2 separate regions of the Mus musculus genome follow, and region 1 is linked to region 2. The links are chromatin contacts, found by Hi-C or POLR2A ChIA-PET in ENCODE. All regions are on one chromosome and are shown on one strand. Each heading gives the region's core, a stretch centred on a gene start or an enhancer-like site at or near the end of the contact. The rest is flanking DNA. Distances are from core to core; before and after follow the strand shown.

Region 1 (3,181 bases), core at 88-2,587, 33 kb after region 2:
TGTGCGCCACCATGCCGGGCACAAATAAGTTTTTAAAAATGGTGCACTCCAGGTTCAGTGAGACAAGTCCAGATCCTGTCTTTGACCACAGAGACCCCCTTGCCTCTCTCCACAGTGTTCAGATTACTGGTGTGTGCTACCTACCGTAACCGTACCTGGTGGCTTTTTCATCTTTTGTTTTTGAGACACGGTTTCTCTGTGCAGCCCTGGCTGTCCTGGAACTGGCTTTGTAAACCAAGTTAGCCTCGAACTCGGAGATCTGCCTGCTTCTACTCTTCCCCCCCCCCCCCCCCCCCCCAGTGCTGGGGTTAAAGGAGTCTGCCACCACTACCAAGTGGGAGATACTCTCTTAAGAGAATAAGTTGGGAGGCAGAGGCAGGCGGATTTCTGAGTTCGAGGCCAGCCAGGGCTGCACAGAGAAACCCTGTCTCCAAAGGGGGGCGGGGGGGGGGGGAGAAGAAGAAGAGAATAAGGCAGAGAGCCATCGGATTTCTATAGGTGTGGTTGGAATCTTTAAAGAATCGTGAAAACGGAATAGCCTGTTTCTATAATACACTATTCGGCAGGGCGTTGAGAAGCATGCGCTATGCCAGAAGTCATTTTGATTTTCCATCACTTTATCTGTAAATAATGTCTACCTAAAAAATAATGTCTACCTCTTAGGGCTGCTCTACAAAAATTAATTAGTACATATATATGATTCATGAGATAGAAAGAGTTCGAGTGTTTACATGAAATGACCAAGAAAAAAAAATTAAATGAACTGGTTGGTCACCATAGAAAACTAATAAAACCTTTTCATGTGTAAACAGAAAACACGGTCAGCCACCGTCCACTTTTTTTCTTTTCTTTTTTTTAAGATTTATTCATATGAGTACACTGTCCCTGTCTTCTGACACTGCAGAAGAGGGCATCGGATCCCGTTAGAGTTGGTTGTGAGCCACCATGTGGTTGCTGGGAATTGAACTCAGGATCTCTAGAAGAGCAGTCGGTGCCATTTCTCCAGCCACCCCAATGTCTACTCTTCTGCTGTGTAGGGACGGTAAAGAAGTAGCTGCCCGAGAAGACTGGAGACTACTGCCACCAGAAGACGAACCCTTCAGATGGAAAAATATCCGAATCCGGCGACTGGCGGTGGCCCGCCTTTCCGACGGCCCACTCACCGGCCGAGTTTCTGACAGACACTTCACTTCAGCCACTCCCGTTGTGGAGTCTCTCACTGTCCCGCCCTCCACAGGCTAGTGTTAGTTCTGACCAATAGGAGCACAGCACCCTCAGCGCAGCAACCAATCAGCGTCTAGGGTCGCGTTCCGAGCAGGCGGAGCAGCCAGAGGGCAAGCTGCGCGGTGCCGCGCGGTGGGGGAGGTAAGATGGCGCCGTGCCGGGCGCTTCTCCTTTGCTGTTAGGCGCTGCTCGCCTTCTCTGTCAGCTCAGCGCGGCACGTCGTCTCCTGCAGCGTTGGAGCCTCTCTGGTTGCTAGGCTTTCGGGGAGCCAGGTTCTCCGGTGCCGGGAGCCGTGGGACAAGATGGCGCTTGTAGGACGACGGCCAAGGCGCTCGGGTCGGGGCTGTGAGCGCTGAGGCGGCCAGGGACAAAGGCGGCGAGCCGGGGCGTGGGGGCGGGGCGTGCCGCGCCGTTGCAGTGGTGCCGCGTGGGACAGGCGCCGCGCTTCCGGTCTGCTGCTGCGGAGATTCGGCCAACGTGGTAGGGGCCCGGGCGGCGGGCGGGTCGGTGACGGGAGGCTGGAGGGCGGCCGCGGGAGCACGCAACCAGGACTCGTGGCCGGGCTAAGGCCGTTTCGATCTGTCGTGTGACCGCCCTCCCCGCAGGTTTTGGCATGAACAGGATTCGGATTCACGTCTTGCCAACGAATCGGGGGAGGATCACCCCAGTGCCCAGGTCGCAGGAGCCCCTTTCCTGTTCGTTCACTCACCGCCCGTGCTCTCAGCCGCGGCTGGAGGGGCAGGAGTTCTGCATTAAGCACATTCTTGAAGACAAGAATGCACCCTTCAAACAATGTAGTTACGTCTCGACGAAGAATGGAAAAAGGTGCCCCAGTGCTGCCCCAAAGCCCGAGAAGAAAGATGGGTACGTGGAGAGGCGTGGGTTATATGGGTGCCTTCGGGCTCCGAGAGTCGTTCTTACTTTTCAATGCACGCCAAGCACAGGTTGTATCACCGAGCCTGCTTCAACGCCCAAACCTCCTACCGTTAGACTTTTATTACATTTCGAAGCATTTATTTCCCGTTGGTAGTTTGTTTTGTGTGGTTAGGGACACGTGGGGAGGTCAGAGGCCAATTTGCTGGAGTCGGTTTTAGTACCTCCTGGTACGGAAGGACAGACAGAAGGTTAAGCTAGGCTTGCAGAGTCACAGACTCCCCCACCCCCGGCTCCTCTTTTGAGACAGTCTCGCCCTTGCTTGGAACAGTTTTGGCAACCCTTTATGGTTTTTTAAAGAACTTTCATGTGTATGGGTGTTTGCCTGCATGTGTGTTGGTGTACCACGTTCATGCTTGAGGGGAGGGCGTTGGGTCTCCTGGAACTGGAGTGGGAGAATGTTGGTGCCACATGCTTGTCCCCTGCCTTCAGTTTTAAAGTGCAAAGGGGAACATGATGTGTAGAGTTGGTCGTATCTGCGGAGTTTTAGGTCGTGTGTTTGTAAAAAAGGTATTAAGGATATTCACTCTTTGGGAGGCAGGTCAAAACACTCAAATGCTCAGAGGTGATGATGCTGGCAGCAGTGGTGCAGGCCTTTAATCCTGGCACTTGGGAGTTCAGGCCAGCCTAGTAAAAGCATTGAATTCCAGAATTGCCAGGGCTAAACAGAACCCTGTCTCAACCCTCCCACCCCACCCCGCCAATAATGAGAACTGGAAGGCCATTTGAGGGAGAGATATTTAGTTAATCGCTTGCTGGAAAAATTAAGGTTTTGAGTTCTGATTATGGTCAGACTGATTTTAACCCTTAATTCTCCTGCCTCGGCTTCTGGAGTTCTGGGATTGCAGCTCTAAAGTCTTCTTCCTTAAACATCTATTATGAGGATTCACGTGCTGCCACACACACGTGGTCGGAGGGTAGCTTTCTGCTGTGTGGGGGGTGATGGAACTCAGGTGGTCTGTCTGGCCTTGGTGGTAGGCCCTTCTGTTTGCTGAGTCACTGAATTGGCACTCTAAGTTAATTC
Region 2 (3,090 bases), core at 419-2,918:
GGCCCCAGCTTGCTTTTTACAACCTCACAAAGTGGACCTGGGAGTGAGGCCAGAGCACAAATTATCTCTTGATCTCCTTCTTCTGATAATCCTCCCCAATGCAGGACACAAATTATCTCCTGATCTCCTTCGCTTGATAACCTTTCCCTACGGGGTGGGTTTCCTAGAACTACTGACCTGACGCGCAGGGGAGCTTGCATAACCTTGGGCCCTCCCTGACTGGATGTTTGGAATCTGAGCCTGCAAGCTTATCGCCTTCACTGACAAAGAGAAAAGAATGCAAAAGAAAAAAGGCCTCCAGACCTAAACGATAAACGATCGGTGGTGTCCTTGAGCGTGGCGGGGTGGTGGTGCAAGCCTTTAATCCCAGCACTCGGGCAAAACCCGACGCCCCTCTGAGCTCCAGGGATGACAAAAATAAGAAAGGAAAGAGAGAAAAAGACCCCTTTACCCGGGGCTGGAGAGATGGCTCAGCGGGTAGGGGCACTGACTACTCTTCCAGAGGTCCTGAGTTCAATTCTCAGCAACCACATGGTGTCTCACAACCATCTGTAATGGGATCCGATGCCCAATTCTGTTGTCTAAAGACCACTACAGAGTACTCATATACATAAATGAAGATAAATAAATCTTTAAAAAAAGGCCCCTTTACCCCCCCCCCCCAAACACTCAAACGAAGCTCAGTGGCGTTGATTTTATTCCTTCCAGATGATTGGCCGCAGTGAAACGGGAGGAAAGGCTGCTACAAAATAGGAGAGCGGTTTCCAAACGCGCCGGAGTTCTCCATGCCGGAGCTAAGAACCCAGGAACCTTTTAGTGGCTTTCGCGTTTCTGCACGGGGCAGGGCCACTCACTGTCTCGTCCTTTCTCGGTTTTCTGAGAGTCTCGCCTATTTCCCCTGCCACTTTTTCCGTAAGCCCGGTGTTACAAAGGGGCCTCCATCACGCACGTCCTCGGAAACTACCCAGCCAAGCGCAGCGAGCGTTAACTAGAGGCCCGCCGGTGAGGCCCCCTTACCGCAGTTCTCGCGCGGAAAGACGAGACCTTTAAAGAACGACGTCAGATAGTCCCGCCCACCTGGCGGTCACACGACCGGATCCTGCGTCCCGGCCGCCGGTCCGTTCTTAGCCGCGGACTGGCTGTGGATTCGTCTACGGGGTGTCGGAGGGGTCATTCCGGAAGTCGGCGCTGGAATCTTCGGCTTTCTGGGCGGAAGTGTGTCACAACCTCGGTGGTCGCCCCTTGGAGGAAGTTCGTCACGTCGCAGTAGTCTCGGCACGGCGGATGTGTGTCGCCGCTCCGGTGACGCTGGGAAGTGCTCGCAGCCCCCGCCGCTGCCTCTTGGTTGAAGCACTATGGAGGGAGAGAGGAAGAACAACAACAAGCGGTGGTATTTTACTCGCGAGCAGCTGGAGAACAGCCCGTCGCGTCGCTTTGGCGTGGACTCCGATAAAGAACTCTCTTACCGCCAGCAGGCGGCCAATCTCCTCCAGGACATGGGACAACGTCTGAACGTGTATCCTTTCGGCCTAGGCCATCGGCCTCGGAGTGCGTCCGGCCATGCTTCGACGTCCGGGCCGGCGACGCTGGTGGGGACAGAAGCGGGTGGGGTGGTGGCAGGAGCTGGGCGTCTAAGTTGGGAGAACCCACAATGGCGCTCGCTGGCCGAGCCACTGTTCGCGCGAGGGAAGTGAGGCGGAGTCAATTTCCCGCTCGCTCACCGGTGCCACCGGCCGGGCTGCCGACTCGTACCTCTCCTGTCTTTGTGTTTTCGCTGCTCCTTCCCAGCCCCCGTCCTCTGGATTCTGCCCTGTTTTAGTGGCTTTTGAGAGTCTTCTTTCTGCTGTGACCTAAGGCTCCGTTTAGGACGTTTCGCTATCGACTCTGCCTCCCCAAAGTGTATAAAAAGGGTTTCGGGAAATTCTGTACGCAAAGGACTTATGAAGGTGGTCTGGAATTGCTGCCCCAGTTTTGGTTCCAAGCCCGTTTCTCTCACTAGCTGGCTAACCTGTCAGATTCTCGTTTAAAACAAAATGTCCCAATGTCTGCCACCACGCTTGATATTCAAACGTTCTAGTAGCTGTTTCATGGAATTTAAGAGGAAAAAAAGATGTCAACTTAGGTTTGGGGGGAGGGGATATACAAGTTGGTATGCTTAAAGTAGTTTTCAGAATATTAAGTCCTTGCTTCTTTGGGCACTAGTGATAGTTTATTCATTAGGTTTCAAAATTTAGAGGTAATGTAGTTTAGTGATTTCCCCCCTCCCAGTTTTTCTTATGAAAATACAGTCTTGTGGCAAAACTAATAGTTTTAAAGTTCTTTCCGTTGTCCATATATATATATATTTTTTTTCTTTTTCTTTTTTTTATTTTACTTCCACTTATGTAGCATTTATTTAAGAGTGATGCTGAGGGCTAGGCCTGGTGTCCTGTGCCTTTGATCTGAGCTTTGGAGAAGTAGAAGCAGGCCAGAATTTCCATGTAAGACCCTGTCTCCAAGAAAGAAAAAAAAGTGCAGAGTTTAGGTCTCTAGTGTTTTTAAGTCTGAAGGTTGTATGTTGTATAGGTGTTCTCTTTATTGCCAGTTGTCTCCTATTGAAATCCAGTTTCCCAAGCATTTGGTCAGTGCACGATCAAACCTCTCTGAGTTTCTGTCTGTGTTTACGGCACCTTTTAAATGTGTGTTTAAGCTTGCCGCCATCATATTGTCACTTCTATGCAGACTGTTGCTGAGGTCTGTGGGAATAAGTACTCTTACGTTTTGGGGAGGTTGGAATGGTACCCGTACAAAGGAAGGCAGGGGTTTATTTTCAGTGGATGACTATCAAATGGTTTCAAAGGTTTTATACTTCAGAGGTCATGTAATATTTCCTGAAGGAATCAGAACTAAGCAGGGTGTGGTGGTGCGTACCTTGAATCCCATTGCTCAGGATGGGGAGGTGAGCAGATCTCTACTTCTGATGCCAGCCTGGTCTACACAGCACGTTTTAGGACAGTCAAGGATTCATAGAAAAACCCTGCCTTGAACACTGCCCACCCACCTCCTCACCTCCCCCACGCCCCCCCCCAAAAGAAAGTAGAACTGGAAAAC

The links. Hi-C counts contacts between places; a loop is a spot of excess contacts on that map. ChIA-PET counts read pairs that join two places held with the same protein, here RNA polymerase II (POLR2A).
Region 1: a loop to region 2 is called in a map of heart, with 5 times the contacts of the local background. The contact joins the promoter of Kansl2 here to the promoter of 9330020H09Rik in region 2. A Hi-C loop is called at or near these places in 12 of 37 maps with a recorded cell type or tissue (CH12.LX, adrenal gland, gastrocnemius and 2 more). POLR2A ChIA-PET finds 5 or more read pairs at or near these places in 4 of 5 experiments (Patski and embryonic stem cell).

The regions. Positions count from the first base shown.
Region 1 is chr15:98,532,425-98,535,605 of GRCm38, reverse strand. It overlaps Kansl2 (KAT8 regulatory NSL complex subunit 2), which reads left to right and starts at 1,337. Exons shown (of 10, transcript NM_133714.5): 1 at 1,337-1,704; 2 at 1,830-2,088. The coding sequence starts at 1,838.
Region 2 is chr15:98,565,902-98,568,991 of GRCm38, reverse strand. It overlaps 9330020H09Rik (RIKEN cDNA 9330020H09 gene), which reads right to left and starts at 1,668. Exons shown (of 2, transcript NR_028442.1): 1 at 1,467-1,668; 2 at 1-1,353. Ccnt1 (cyclin T1) reads left to right here and starts at 1,256. Exons shown (of 9, transcript NM_009833.2): 1 at 1,256-1,516. The coding sequence starts at 1,356.